Linked DNA regions of Homo sapiens: all the other regions are linked to region 3. Evidence: chromatin loops called from intact Hi-C (ENCODE). Cell type or tissue: PC-9. All regions are shown on one strand.

The links. Peaks named below come from ENCODE experiments on the same cell type or tissue, not always from the same donor. Only the 100,000 strongest peaks of a DNase experiment are listed, where the experiment ranks them.
Region 1: a loop joins it to region 3, with 7 times the contacts of the local background. A loop is called at or near these places in 3 of 110 quality-filtered maps.
Region 2: a loop joins it to region 3, with 16 times the contacts of the local background. A loop is called at or near these places in 95 of 110 quality-filtered maps.

The regions. Positions count from the first base shown.
Region 1 is chr2:61,133,551-61,138,550 of GRCh38, forward strand. LOC105374759 (a long non-coding RNA gene) reads right to left here. Exons shown (of 3, transcript XR_940137.1): 2 at 2,313-2,425. It also overlaps a transcript of SANBR not described here. Among named protein-coding and RNA genes, the nearest start is that of C2orf74-DT, 8.9 kb to the right of the region's middle. In PC-9, a CTCF peak has its summit at 2,143; no DNase peak of the experiment used is centred here.
Region 2 is chr2:61,990,870-61,995,869 of GRCh38, forward strand. All of the region lies in intron 1 of COMMD1 (copper metabolism domain containing 1), which reads left to right. Among named protein-coding and RNA genes, the nearest start is that of COMMD1, 88 kb to the left of the region's middle. In PC-9, a CTCF peak has its summit at 2,752 (motif pointing right); a DNase peak (open chromatin) is centred at 2,762.
Region 3 is chr2:62,407,600-62,412,599 of GRCh38, forward strand. No RefSeq gene overlaps it. Among named protein-coding and RNA genes, the nearest start is that of TMEM17, 96 kb to the right of the region's middle. RefSeq lists enhancers at 509-558, 2,034-2,123, 2,364-2,443, 3,375-4,134, 4,406-4,595. In PC-9, a CTCF peak has its summit at 2,608; DNase peaks (open chromatin) are centred at 2,012, 3,592, 4,022 and 4,622; H3K4me3 peaks cover 1,049 bases; H3K27ac peaks cover 3,195 bases.

The DNA.
Region 1 (5,000 bases), 1.3 Mb before region 3:
AAGACCGGCCTGGGCAACATACCGAGACCCTATCTCTACAAAAAAAATTAATAAAAATTTTAAAAAGGAATGAAGTAGATATGTGCTACAACACGGATAAACCTTGAAAACATGCTATGTGAAAGAAGACAATCACAAAAAGTCACATATGATTCCATTTTTATAAAATGTCCAGAATGGTCAAATATATAGAGACAGACAAGATTAGTGGTTGCTTAGGGAAGGAGAGAGAAGAATGATATGGGCACCTGGGATGATAGCTAAAGGTTACAGAGTTTCTCTTTGAGGTGATGAAAATGTTCAAAACTGATTGTGGTAATGGTTGCATAAGTCTGAGAGTATACTTAAAACCACTGGATTGTACCATTTAAATGGGCGAATTGTATGATATGTGGATTATATTGCAAGAAAACTGTTTCAAAAAGGCCAGTATTGCATCAAATTGCATTTGGGTAATAGAAATATAACCCACAATCTCACCAATTTATCCTAACAGCTACATCATTTTGTTTAATCTCTTCTTGTGTTTGCCTGGGTGTGTATATCCATCATGCATAGGGTAGTGTTATTATCTGCTTTTTTACAGACAGACAAACTGAGACCCAGAGACGGCACTGTGTCTAAGAGCAACAGAAAAAGTGGTTTGAGCAGTGTGCTCTTGATGACAGTGTTGCTGTGTTAAACGAATTAATACATGAAAGGACTTGGAATACTGCTTGACATATCGTAAGTGCTCAAAAATGTTAGCTATTATTAGTAGACCACATGAAAGACTTTTAGAAATAACTGTATTGTGCTTATTCCCATTTTTGGCTTGGCTCACGTTATTCCCCCACCTAGATGGTTGCCTTTTGTTTGCTGCCTATTGAAATTGTTCCCTTGTTCAAGGCCCTGCTCAAATCTCCTCTTTCATGAAGCTGCTGACCTCTTCTTTCTGTGTGGTATTGTGCTCACAACATTGGCACACTTTAGCAGTCTCATGTTCTCATTGTTTTGTTGTTATTGGTCTTGTTTCTGTGACCAGCTCTTCTGCTCTATTAGAAATATTAGAAATATATTGTTGGCCAGGCACGGTGGCTCACGCCTGTAGTCCCAGCATTTTGGGAGGCCAAGGTGGGCGGATCACAACGTCAGGATTGAGACCATCCTGGCCAACATGGTGAAACCCCCGTCTCTACTAAAAATACAAAAATTAGCTGGTGGTGTGGTGGCACATGCCTGTAGTCCCAGCTACTTGGGAGGCTGAGGCAGGAGAATTGCTTGAACCTGGGAGGTGGAGGTTGCAGTGAGCTGAGATCGCGCCACTGCACTCCAGCCTTGCAACAGAGCGAGACTCAAAAATAAATATTTTTTTGGCTGGGAGTGGTGGCTCACACCTGTAATCCCAGCACTTTGGGAGGCCGAGAAGGTGGGCAGATCACCTGAGGTCAGGAGTTCGAGACCAGCCTGGCCAACATGGTGAAACTCCGTCTCTACTAAAAATACAAAAATTAGCTAGGTGTGGTGGCACGCGCCTGTAATCCCAGCTACTCAGGAAGCTGAAGCACGAAAATCTCCTGAACTCGGGAAGGCGGAGGTTGCAGACTTTAGTTCATTTTTGAATGGCAGATATAACTGTTGGTTGTTTTAATCATGGCACTTTTATGTGTCTAATATATTTGCCCAAATTTAAAAAAATTAAGAGAAAGAAATGTAGGCAACTGTCAGAATTAGTATATATCACGAACAAGTACTTGAAGGGATCTCTCAAGTGTATTCATTTTTAGCCATGATTAGTCATATAATACCATAAGTATATGTAGTTATATACCAAGGGAAGAAAGCTGACTCTTCCCAGTAAGTGATGGAACTGAGTACTTTTAAATGACATCTAGTTTTGTCCAATGAATAAGAGTTAATGCCTCTCTGACAGTGGCTCTGGATTTGGGCCTAATGACAGCATTTTTTAGAGGTAACCAGGTGACTCTGTTGTGCAGACAGGTTGAAAACTATACTGTTATGTGACATGATAATCGTTAAAAGACCAACACTGTAAGCCACAGCTAGAAATGTGTTCAGGAGCATAAAAAAATCAGGAAAGCATAGATTCTTTATACCAGAGCACTATCATTAGGTGGTGCTAAAAGTGCAGGAAAACCACATTAAGCTCTAAGTTTGGCCTGCCTCAGCCCACGTGTATATCATTTGTAGAAGGAAACAGAATACTGGGAAATAGCTGATAAGAGAAATTATAGCTAAAATACGTAGGGAATTATAGAAAGCAAATATGAAAAGGGAAAGAAAGCAGAAAAAGAACAAAGAAAACCACTTACAAGATGGAGTTTAAATCTGATGCTCTTCAGTGCCAGAATTGCCTGTTTTCAGAGTCATGCTTTTGTATATTAATAACACAGGTTCTCTAAGCATTTAGAAGTCTCTTATAGTTCTGAAAATTGAGAAAGGAAAAAAGTTTAAAGAGTCTAAAAAAATCAAGGTTGGGCGCATTGCCTCAGGCCTGTAATCCCAGCACTCTGGGAGGCCGAGGCGGGCGGATCACCTGAGGTCAGGAGTTCGAGACCAGCCTGGCCAACATGGTGAAACCTGTCTCTACCAAAACTACAAAAATTAGCTGGGCATGGTGGCACATGCCTGTAGTCCCAGCTACTCGGGAGACTATGGCAGGAGAATCACTTGAACCTGGAAGGTGGAGGTTGCAGTGAGCCAAGATCGCACCACTGTACTCCAGCCTGGGCAACAGAGCGAGACTCGTCTGAAAAAAAAAAAAAGAAAAAAGAATCTAAACAAATCAATATAAGTGATGGCAGCCAAGCGCAGTGGCTCACGCCTGTAATCCTAGCAGTTTGGGAGGCCGAGGTGGGTGGACCACGAGGTCAGGAGTTCAAGACCAGCCTAACATGGTGAAACCCTGTCTCTACTAAAAATACAAAAATTAGCTGGGCATGGTGGCATGCGCCTGTAATCCCAGCTACTCAGGAGTCTGAGGCAGGAGAATCACTTGAACCCGGGAGGCAGAGGTTGCAGTGAGCCGAGATGGTGCCACTGCACTCCAGCCTGGGCGACAGAGCGAGACTATGTCTCAAAAAAAAAAAAAGATGATGGCAAGCAAACTGATGCAAACTCTTAAAGAATACTGAGGCTAGGCTGGGCGTGGGGGCTCATGCCTGTAATCCCAGCACTTTGGGAGGCCGAGGTGGGTGGATCACGAGGTCAGGAGTTCAAGACCAGCCTGGCCAAGATGGTGAAACCCTGCACCTACTAAAAATAAAAAAAATTAGCCAGGCGTGATGGCAGGTGCCTGTAATCCCAGCTACTTGGGAGGCTGAGGCAGAGAATTGCTTGAACTTGGGAGGCGAAGGTTGCAGTGAGCCGAGATCACGCCACTGCACTCCAGCCTGTGCGACAGAATGAGACTGTCTCCAAAACAACAACAACAACAACAACGATAATAATAATAATAATAATAATGAGGCTCACACCTGTAATCCCAACACTTTGGGAGACCAAGGTAGGAAGATCGCTTGAGAATGTGAGACAAGCCTAGGAAAACATAGTGAGACTCCATTTCTACAAAAAAAAAATTAGCGGGGCATGGTGGTGTATGCCTGTAGTCCCAGCTACTCAGGAGGCTGAGGTGGGAGGCTCACTTAAGCCCAAGAGGTCAAGGCTGTAGTGAGTGATAATCATGCCACTGTATTCCAGTCTCCAGTCTGGGCAACAGAACGAGACCCTGTCTAAATAATAATAATAATAATAATAATGAAATGTTTCTCCTTTTAGTAAATATTTTTAAGTTGGCAAAACGACATCTCCTAAATATGTAAATTAAGGTATAGAGTACATAGCCTGCTAAACTCTGCACACTGTCTTTACTGTAGTTATCTGAAGAACTACCACCCTTTTTCTTCCTATCCAGGTGAGGCAGAGACACAAAGATATGGAAGAACATTGGACAGATTTACATCGATATATTAATTAAGGTGATTTCAGAGTTGGAGCAGGAGAGGAAGCCTTATAGATATTTTTTTTTCTTTTTGCTTGCTTGTATTTTCTTTTTAATTATTATTCAGTATTTCAAGTAGACAGAAAAGTACAGAGGATAATACAACAAATATCCAGGTACCCACCACCCAGCATTTTTACATAGTAGCATTTGATGTTTTGAAATAAGACATAAAACATTCCAAATACCCTATCACCGAGGATCCTGCATCCTCTTCTTTTCCCAGAAGTGAACATTTCTCTGAATTTGATGCTTATTATGCCCATGCATGTTGTTATACTTTTACTACATATTTTATGTAGCTACAGCATAATATGCTATGTTTACTTTATATAGTGACCTCATACTATACATATCCTCATGCAATTTTTTAGACTCTGTTTGAGAATTATATATTTTGATTCAGGTAGCTTAAGTTTATTTTAGCTACTCAGTAGTAATGTATTCTATTAATCTACTAATATATATTTCTTGTCTATGGACATTGAGGTTATTTTCAGTTTTTTCTTTAATGTTGTAGCAAAAACTTTCACTCATTTTTCTTGTGCCTACATGGGTATACACATTGTGAACTTGACTAAACATTTGCAAAAAGTTTTCTCCGGCGTTGTACCAGCTTAGGCTCACAAGCAGCATATGAAAGTCCCAGTTGTTCTGTTTCCTCACCAAAAATCGGGGTTATATCAGTCAGAATAACTAAATTATGCTACAGTAACACAATCACAAAAATCTCAGTGTCTTAATTCAACGGTCTATTTCTTCTTCATGAAGTTTTGTTATCATAGTCACTCAGGGACCAGGGCTGATGGAGCTTCCATCCTGACACCTGCTTCAATGAAGTAGGGGAAAAAACTGACTAAAGGGCTCAAATTTGGCTCTTCCCAATTTCTGCACACAAGTGACGATATCAATTCTGCTCACAATTAGTTGGCTCACACTTGTTTTAACAAGTCTTGTGACCACATCTAACTTCAAAGAGTTCCCACTCCTACCTTTAGGA
Region 2 (5,000 bases), 420 kb before region 3:
GTCTTTACAAAAAAAAAAAAAAATATATATATATACACACACACACACACACACACACACACACACACACATAATGCCAGGCATGGTGGTGCATGCTTGTAGTCCCAGCTACTCAGAAGACTGAGGTGGAAGGATTGCTTGAGCCCAGGAGGACAAGGCTGTAGTGAGCCGTGATTGTGCCACTGCACTCCAGCTGGGTGAGAGAGGAAGATCCTGTCTCAAAAGAAAAAAAAAAGTGATGAATTACATTTTCATTTTTCATTCAAATTCTTTTTTTTCTTTAGTATCGTAGCCTAATTTTTAAATTTGTTTTGGCTCTGAGCCCCTTGCTAATTTGCTAGGCTAGATTAGGCAAACAGAAATCAGCACCCTGAATTATTTTCTACTCTTATCTTAAAGAAGTTTATGGTTTGTGAATGTGTGTGAGAGAATTTTATAAAGCAAGAAGTTGGTAGCTTTAAAGAATTCTGGACTTAATGTTGATCTGCAACATTTAGAATTTTTTATTTGAAATGTTATTGATACAGTATGAATGCTTGTTGGAATATGAATTCTACTTCAAGGTGTTAGATGATGTATTTGCAGAGATACATAGACCCTGCTCTCAAAGTTTAGACTCTGTTGGGTCAAATAGACTTTTTGACATAATTTCATTTCATTGAGGTAAGTGCAGGGATAGAGATATTAGGGCATTTTTGGAAGAGAAAGGGGCACTTACCTTACTAGGAGAGGAGGAGTATTGGGGAAGCCATACTTGAACTGAGTCTTGAATGGTGAATAGAAATTAATCTGTTGAAGGTGATGATAAGACATTTCAGAACATTTAGAATAGCACGAACAGAGACACATAGAAGAAGCATCATATTGGGATTGCTAGTTGGGGAATTACAAACAGGTTAGTGCTGTTTGAGTGTCAAGTGCGGGAGGCAGGAAGTTGTAAGACACTAAAAGATAAGCAGGGCCTGTTGTGTTGAGTTTGAACTTCATGCTCAGTGATTCTCAAACATATCCAGCCCAGTGTTTCTTTTTTTGTAGTAAATATTTTCTAATGCTCCTTTATGATCCTTAAAAGGAATTCTTATAATTCACATATAATAAAATTAAAACATAATTTCTAATATGATGTCATAAATGTAGTACAAAGGAAAAGTATAAGAAATCTAAACATGATTTGAAATATATATTTTAAAATATAAATGCTTAAGCATTATATCATTAGAACACATAATGAATTAATCAGATGCTTGTACCTATACATGGTATTACTGTGAATGCACAGCAACAAATGCAGGTATATAAAATGTGTTGTATTGGTAGGTAAGATATTTTAAATGGTATTGTCACTGGTAATGAGATTTTTCAAAATACTTAACATCCTATTTGTAAAGTTCTGACCAAGTCAAAGTACAAGTTGTATTAATTGCATTCCTGGAAAACTTGGTGTTTATTAAAACCGTGAAAAAATACTTTTTTATGTAAAACAAAATACTTAATTTTTAGGCTGAAGTAATTATAAACAGGTTTTTCCACACAATGTCAGATGGGACATTGCAAAGTCATGTGAGACACAGGTCTTTTTGTCCTGTGGGATGTTCTTGGTCAGGGGTCTGCAAACATCAGCCCACAGGTGGTCACACTGCCTGTATTTATATAGCCCATGAGCTAAAAATGGTTTTTACATTTTTAAAGAGTTGTACGAAAAAGGGAAGAATATGCAGCAGAGGGTTACAACTTTTACAGAAAACTTGCCAACTCCCGTTTCTTGGGTATTGAAGGATGCCGAACATCCCTAGCTCATGCTCACTTAATGCGAACAGCACTCCCTCCAATCACTGTGAAACCAAATGTAGCCTCCACCATTTCTCAGGTGCCTTTGGGAGGGCAATACTACCTGGTTGAGAACCACTGTTTTGGTTTATCAGTTTTCAAATTTTTATTCCTCTGCGACACATTTAACAGATAGTAATACATGCATAATATAGTTCTATGCAGAGTTCCTGTGTTTTTAATTTTCTTTTTTTCTTCCATTCAAGTAAACAATTAAAATGAGGGAGGTAATTGTTTAATATAAGGATACTTTGAAAACCCTCTGATTTATACTTATAAAAATCTTTACAAACATTAATACTTGTACTACTACTACTGCTAACTATATTATGTACAACTTACCTTATACCTCATAGGAGAGTGCTTCACACCATCCTGCCTGACCACCACTGAAGCAAGTAATAGTCAGCCATGGGATAACTTTAAACAAGCAAGTGCCAGCATCCTATATTTATATTATAGATAGATCACTTTGATAGTGGTATAGAAGATAGACTTGAGGGAGTCCACACTTAGTTTAGGTTCAAGATAGTGAGGGCTTCTACCAGCTAGTAGGGACAGATCAGAGGGGACATATTATTAGAGAATTATTTCAGATGTAACAATCAGTAGAACTTGACAACTGAAAGTTACAGGCATTTGTTTTTCTTTTTCTTTTCGAACTCATTTTACTGCCAGAGGCATTTGTTTTTAACACTTTGTTGCCTGCCAGAATCACTTTGGAAGCTTTTTAACAATACCAGTGCCTAGGCTTTACTCCATAATTCCTGGAAATCAGAATTTCTGGGATAATAGCTGGGCGCTGATATTTTAAAATTGTACTTCAGGATTCTAATGTGCAGCCAGTGTTGAAAACCACTGATTCAAGATGTGGAAGAGAGAGAAGAATAAAGGATGAGTACCAGGCTGTCAGCCTAGGCTGCCAGTAGATGGAAGTAGTGTGCTGTGAACAGTATCTGTTTTATGGTAGCTATTCAAATATTTCTTAAGTGAAAATTGATGACTTTGAACCTAAACCAAAATCAATTTCTCATTTAATTTTTGATTGTTCTAAATTTGGATGAATTGACCCTAGTTCAAGATATTATTGACTGGAACCCAACCAAAATAACTTTTGTCACAGATGAAATTATATCAGAATGGATATCTCTTGATATTATTTGAGAAGAAGAATGATACAAATTACCTGAGTTGTGACATAATATTGTGAAGCAAGGTGTCAGTGGAAATAATTTGACTTAATTATAGTATATTATACAAAATAATTCCTTCCTTCCTTCCTTCCTTCTTTCCTTCTTTCTTTCTTTCTTGGCGGAGTCTCGCTCTGTCACCCAGGCTGAAGTGCAGTGGCGCAATCTTGGCTCACTGCAACCTTCGCCTCCCGGGTTCAAGCGATTCTCCTGCATCGGCCTCTCGAGTAGGTGGGATTACAGGCACCTGCCACCACCCCCGGCTAATTTTTGTATTGTTAGTGGAGATGGGATTTCTCCATGTTGGTCAGTCTGGTCATGAACTCCTGACCTCAGATGACCTGCCCACCTCAGCCTCCCAAAGTGCTGGATTACAGGTGTGAGCCACCACGCCCAGCCTGTATTTGTATTGATTGGCATAGCCAGAGGTTTGGGGTCCTGCTATCTGGTAAATAGGCAGATATTCAGTAAATGTTTATTGAATTGTAATGTGAAATATCTTTAATGTACCAGAAAGTTGTAATATTTACCATATAATTTTTTATATTAATGAAGAAATGAAAGACAGCTTGTTTTTCTTTCAGCTCCAGTCTCACTTGCTCTGCCTGTGTTCTACTTGGTGTTGTTACCTTTACATTCTTCTGTTCCCACTGCCACCACCCTCTTTTAGTCAAGACTCTTGGTTCCAAATGATAGGAATACAGCTTAAATTGAATAGTTGATGGAATTTTGGGTTGTCTGTAGGAAGGATGCTGAGATAGCATTATAGAATTGCAGGAAGGCCTGCAGGAACTAGGGTCTTGGGAACTATAAAACAGGGATATCACCCCATTAAAATCCACTCTCACTTCATTCTATTTTCTTGCAGACATGCTTTTGCCAAAAGGTCCAAGAAAATGCTGTCTGTAACTCCAGCCTCATGTCCTTCTTATACTATGACCCAAAAAGACAAGATCATTTCTCCTGCCCTAAATTGGGACCAGTCAGTGCGCCCAGAGAAAGGAGGATATTGTGATCTGTCTGGTTTGGAGCTTATGCCAGTCCCCATGGCCACTAGCAGATAGGGGCATAGCAAAGAAGAGGCAAGGGGAGGCTTACCCTGGGGACTAAGTTATTAACTGCTGCTGTCCTCTCCTAGGCTCCATTGCCCTAGCCCTCTGAAAATTTTTCACTTCAGTCCAACTACTTACTGTTATCAGATTCAGCTTAAAATTTTTTTTTCATTAAAAACATTTTTAAAAGAGAGACAGGGTTTTGCTGTGTTTTCCAGGCTGGTCATTGTCAACCTCCAGGGCTTGAACAATACTCCTGCCTCAGCCTCTGGAGTAGCTGGGACTGCAGGCGTGTGACACCACACTGGCCAGATTCAGCGTTCTAAACCACACGTTGCATCATGATTTCCCAGTTACCTAGCCTTTAGTGGCCCCTCATTACGTATATATAACAATGTCTAAACTTGATGTACTTTAATCTGGCTCCAGACTGCCTTCTCAATCTTATCTCTCAGTTTTTCTATTCACTGTTAAACTGAGCTAGTTGGCCTTCTAAGTTCTGAGAACACTTACATATTCCTCACTCAGTCATCTAAACTTTAAGTAAAAAATTTGTGGTAATACTCTTCAAATCATTGTTTGATGTCTCAGGATCTCTGAAGGCCAGCAACTGAAGCATTGTAGCTACTCATTAGGGACTGGCATCTCTGTATCATTGTTGACAGAATGTACCAGTTTACATTTTTTTCAGTGGTAGTGATACCGAGTCTACTTCTCTGTGTAGTCACTTGTGACAGCTAATCAGAGGGAAACCTGGCTTAACTGTTGAGGCTTTGGCCCTGCACTTATCTCATGGTGCTTTCAGAAAAATCAGTTGACTGCTTGAAGCTTCAGTTTCCTTTTCTGTAAGTTGAGAGTGAAGAGCACTATAATACTATCATCTACCTCATTGCCTTTGAAAATTGATTATGAGGGTCAAGTGCAGTAATAC
Region 3 (5,000 bases):
GAAACAGCGTGAATCACTGGGAGGCTGACTGTAGTTCATCATGTCTAGGTTTGGTGCTCAGGACTGAACTCAGGCCCTATCTTCTCCCTGAAGCCTGCAGCAGGTGCCCCACCCCATCAAGTTCCAGCCCCCACCGCCCCCCAGCTCCACCTACTGACAGTCGCTTGTTTCCCTTCTGTTCTTTCTCTTAGGAATTTTTTTGGTGTGAAGTCTTCCTTTCCCAGTCTTAGAGAGGGTCCCAAGAGGCCAATGCTTCTCCCACCCAGTGCTCAGAGCTCTTATTCCACCATGGGGATGTCTTGCCCGATTCTGAGTGGGTACAGTGTTCACCGAGGAGGCAGGCTGAGGCAGTTGGTAGCAGCACTGAATCCCACCCCAGCCCATTGGGTTTTCAGTCTGAGGGGCTTCTCCAGTGTGTGCCTGAGCCTGGCTGACACCTGGGCCAGTACGCAGGTGAACATTCTTCTGGGAGGGGAACTGAAAGCCTGTTGTAGCCAGTTTCTCAGTGATCCTGATCTCCTGGTTTTCAGGCCCTTGAATGGTCTCCTGCCACATTGCATCAGGGTCGGTCTGCATGGCCCACAAGTACAGCAGAAGTGATGGCATATGCCTTCGAGGCTAGCTTAAGAAAGACACGGTGATTAGCCTGCATTAGTTTCTGCCTTGGGCTGCTCACTATGGAAGCCAGCTGCTGTGTTGTAAGGATGTTCACGCAGCCCTCTCAGAGGTCCCAGAGGTGAGGAACTGACGCCTCCTGCCAACAGCCATGTGAGGACCCATCTTGGACGTGAATCCTCCCGCCTCATATCAAGCCCTCACGTGACAGCAGCTCTGCTTAATATCTTGACCGCAACCTCATGAGAGACCCTGAACCAGAACAACTCACCTTAGTCGCGTCCAAATTCCTGACTCTAAGTTACCATTAGAGATGACACACGTTTTGCTGTTGAGGCTGCTGTTTCAGGGCAATTTGTTACATAGCAATAGATAACTCATGCAAAGCACTTGGCAACTCTAAGTGGTTTTTCCCACTGCGTGTTTGGGGAGGCTTCTGGACTGGGGTTTTGCCTCCTCTGCCAGACAGGAAATATTAGGGTTCCCAAAAGATCACAGCAGCTCACTCAACAGCTCCTTCCCTCGCTCCTTCTCTCTTCCCAGCAAATTGAAGGTACTTCCCTTTAAGCAACCAAAATCCAACAACAGATGCTTCAACAATAGATGCAAAAAGAAATCTGAATTGGGGGAGGGTGAGAAAAGAAAAATAAGAAAAAAGGGAAGAAAAAGATCCATCCCTGTGAGGTCTGAGAATAAAAGAAGGAAAAGGAAAAGAAAAAAAAAAAAAAAGAAATCACCAGTGAACCCCTACCTGGCTAAAACAGAGTTTTCTCCTCATCTCCACCCCCAGAGGTCTCCAGTCAGGGAGGTGACTGGCCTTGGGCACTGGTACATTCCCAAACACTATGTAAACAAGCCCCATCAGACCCTTCCAGCCTCCGAAGCTGTCATTGCCTCCCTTTTGCTAAGTTGGTATTTAAACCTTTACCTCTGGCTGTACAGCAAGGTACTTATTACCGAGTGCTCCCACATATGAATAGACCTCGTCTTTTTTCCCGTTCGTATGTCTATTGTGAGTCATTTCACAAACCCCCTCCTCAAACCTAAGTTGGTAGAGGAAAAGACTTTTCTCCCAGCACCCTCAAGTCAAAGAAATTCCCAGGGGCTGTCAAGTGAGAAGTTCTGGAGCCCACTGCACTGAGTATTCTCTCTGGTCAAAATGAACTTTCCTAAGAACAACCACCTCCAATAGGGGAGATGCTGCAGGGACCCCAGATACACCCACCACACCCAGATACAAATGGCCAGAGGCCCTTGGAAACACAGCTCCTGGACCTTAGGTCATAGCTGAGGCACCCTCTGACATACACAACGCTGCATCATCGCCTGGTCTGCAGCAGCTTCTTTTTGGGTTTTGGCTTCTTTAACAAACACTTAGTGCTTGCTATGAGTCAGGCTCTCTTCTAAGTATGTTAGAAATATGAAGTCATTTAATCCTCACAACAACCTGCCTAGGAAGGTATTTTTACAGATAAGGATCCTGGGGCACAGAGAGGTGAAACAATTTGCCCAAGGCCACACAGTGCATGAGTGGCAGGGCCAGCCTGGCTCCATGCTCTGCCCTGAGATGAGAATGGACCCAGGGTCCATTTAGTGAGCATTCTGTGCCACCAGGGCACTGTTTCTTGGCCAGCACTCCTGGGGCTGGACAGGGTTGTGTATGTTGGTTTGGGCTGGGGGGAATCCAGGGGTCCATGTCCAAGCAGGGCATCAGCTCTTGAGGAAGCAAGGCCATGGCCTTACTAGAGAGAACTTCGTCTTCCAGGGCCAATCTCCACAGTCAGCTGAGGGTCTGCCTGAGCCCTGCCCAGGGTAGGAGGGGCTCTTGTGCGCAGGCTCATACCTGCTTCCTCACCCCTGCCAGGTTTGCCCCTATGTTTCCCACCTTCCTGGACCAGTGCCCCTCAACTAAGGGCAGTTTTGTCCCCCAGAAGACATCTGACAATGTCTAAAGGCATTTTTGATAGTCATGACTAGAAGGCTGCTACTGGCATCTAGTGAACAGAGGCCGGAGATGCTGCGAAACAGCCTACAATGCACAGAACAAAGCCTCACCACAAAGAATGGTCTGTCAGTAGTGCGGCGGTGAGAAGCCATGATCTAGGCCCACCTCACGGCATCCTTAAGGCTGAGAACCCCTCCCGTGTGATCTGTGTCTTGTTACAGCAGGGGTCCAGCGTCCTTGGAGGGCCACACCCATCCTCACTTTGGCGTCTCCCAGAGGCTACAACAGAAAGTGAAGGACTCAGTTTGTACTGCAGCCTCAAGTTCTTGGAAATAAAATAAGGATGTTGAGGTCCTGGTAAATGTGGTGGCCATTATTTTGCATCAGGCTCTGTGCTGAGCACTTTATATATTTTATCTTATGTCATTCTCATAAGCCAGTCTGTGATGCTATTATTATCCTTCTTTTATAGATTGGGAAACTGAGGCTTTAAAAAAGTAGCTTGCTCAAGGTCACACAGCTAATAAACCTGGTGACAGTCTGCTTTCTAGCCTAACCAGGCCCTGGTATACATACTTAGGAAAGTAAACATGGTAAATGCCCAGGGAGAGCCCACTCTTGGCCTGGCTTATGTCCTCCCCTGGGATCAGCACCCCTCACTCCACAGCACAGTTGCAGCTGAAGCTCTCAGGGCCAGCTAATTCTCTTCCCCTCTCTGGTTCTTACAGAAGGAAGGGGAAGAGTACAGAGAAGCAAGAGTAGGGTTAATTTTTGTGCAGGGACAGTTAAGACAGAGAGGAAGGGGCAGGGAAGAGATGGACAAGGGAGGGAGGCCTGGGAGCTTTTTATTATTTATTATAGCAGGGGAAAGAATGGGAGGTTTGTTTCTAAGCCATAAATACTCTCCTTTGATCCCTGTGTCTATCAGAGATAAATTAGTCACTCTTAGGCCTCAGAAATTAATGACTGTCCTAATGATCACCCTAAGTGACCTTGCAGCATTCCTAATTCTCACCACTCCCTGCAAAGTAGCTGTGTCAGGGTTTGGCAAGGTTTGGGGATGAGGCAGGACTGAGCGGGATGAAGGTGTAATTTCATTCCTCAGCCCCAGCCTCACTTTGCAGAGATGAAATTGGCCTCTACTCCTAAGGCCAGAGAACAGTCAGAACCAGATCCCAACTTCTGGGCTCTGCCCTCCCTGGCTTTGCTTCAAGCACAGGGATGGGGAGCACTGCGTAAGGAAGCTTCAGGGCCCTGTGGAATTCTGACCTGGGAGAGGGTGGATCCCCTAGGGGTGTGCAGGCCTGCGAGGGGCACCTGAAAGCAAGAGGGCATTTGGATCAGGTTAACATCTGACCTCTCAGCAGGCCCTGCCCATTCAGACTGGGGAAGAGCTTTGAAGTTTCCTTTGTGTGATGTTTTCATGGCCCTGATCCTACTGTACTGGAATTAGCCCGAGGCCCTGCCCCTTCCCTGGAGATTTGTTCCCCAACTGCAAAAGTCTTAGAAAAATACCGCAAGCTCCACCCACCATCCCCACACCACTGAATGCTTTTTCCTTAGGCTAAAATACCAGGGAGGAAAAGGCCTCAGAACCCCCACCAGGAGACATTCTGTGCGTGTTTACAGTTTCTCAAGTGGAAAGCAAGGACCCCTGGAACCAGATCTGAGGGCAGGTGCTTCCCAGATAAGCATGTTATGGGGTGGGGAGGATGGAGTAAGGGAGGGAGAAGCAAGATTGTCCCTGGAGGCTTCCCAAGCCACGGGCCAGGTCCAGAACAGCAAGGCTGTGGGTTCTGGCCAGAGAGAAGAGGAAGCTGGTGAAGCCAGGCCTTCCGGCCGTGCTCAGTGAGCAAACCATTGTGCCTAGTGTGGCCAAATATCCATCTCGGGGATCTCTCTCTGAGCACCAATGGCTTCTCCTATACTATTGCTCAAGTCCACCATAAAAGCAGTGTTTAAAAACGAAGGGAGAGGAAGACAAAAGAGAGGAAAGCGGAGAGAGAAACGGGAGGAGACGGAGAGAAGCAAGGAATCCCAAACTAGACTGCTAGATTCTGCTAGATTCGGCTTTTCAGAGTAAAGACTCTGAGCAATAGTGCCATCTTGTGGCTATGAGTAGGAATTACAATTAGTTTTCTCTCTCTCTCTCTCTCTCTCTCTCTCTCTCTCTCTCTCTCTCTCTCTCTCTCAATCTCTCTCCCCCCCTCCCTCCCTCCCTCTCTCTCTCTCTCTCTCTCTCTTTCTCTCCCCCTCCCTCCCTCCCTCTCTCTCTCTCTCTCTCTCTCTCTCTGTCGTCTACTCATGGTGTTTGCAACTGCAGGGGCACAAGCCATGGATTTTGTTTCCACCCGAGACAATTGCCTCTCCCCCGACACCTACACCCCAAACTACTCCAGACTCTGCACCCTCTTCTACACACCTCTGGGGTGAGTCCACA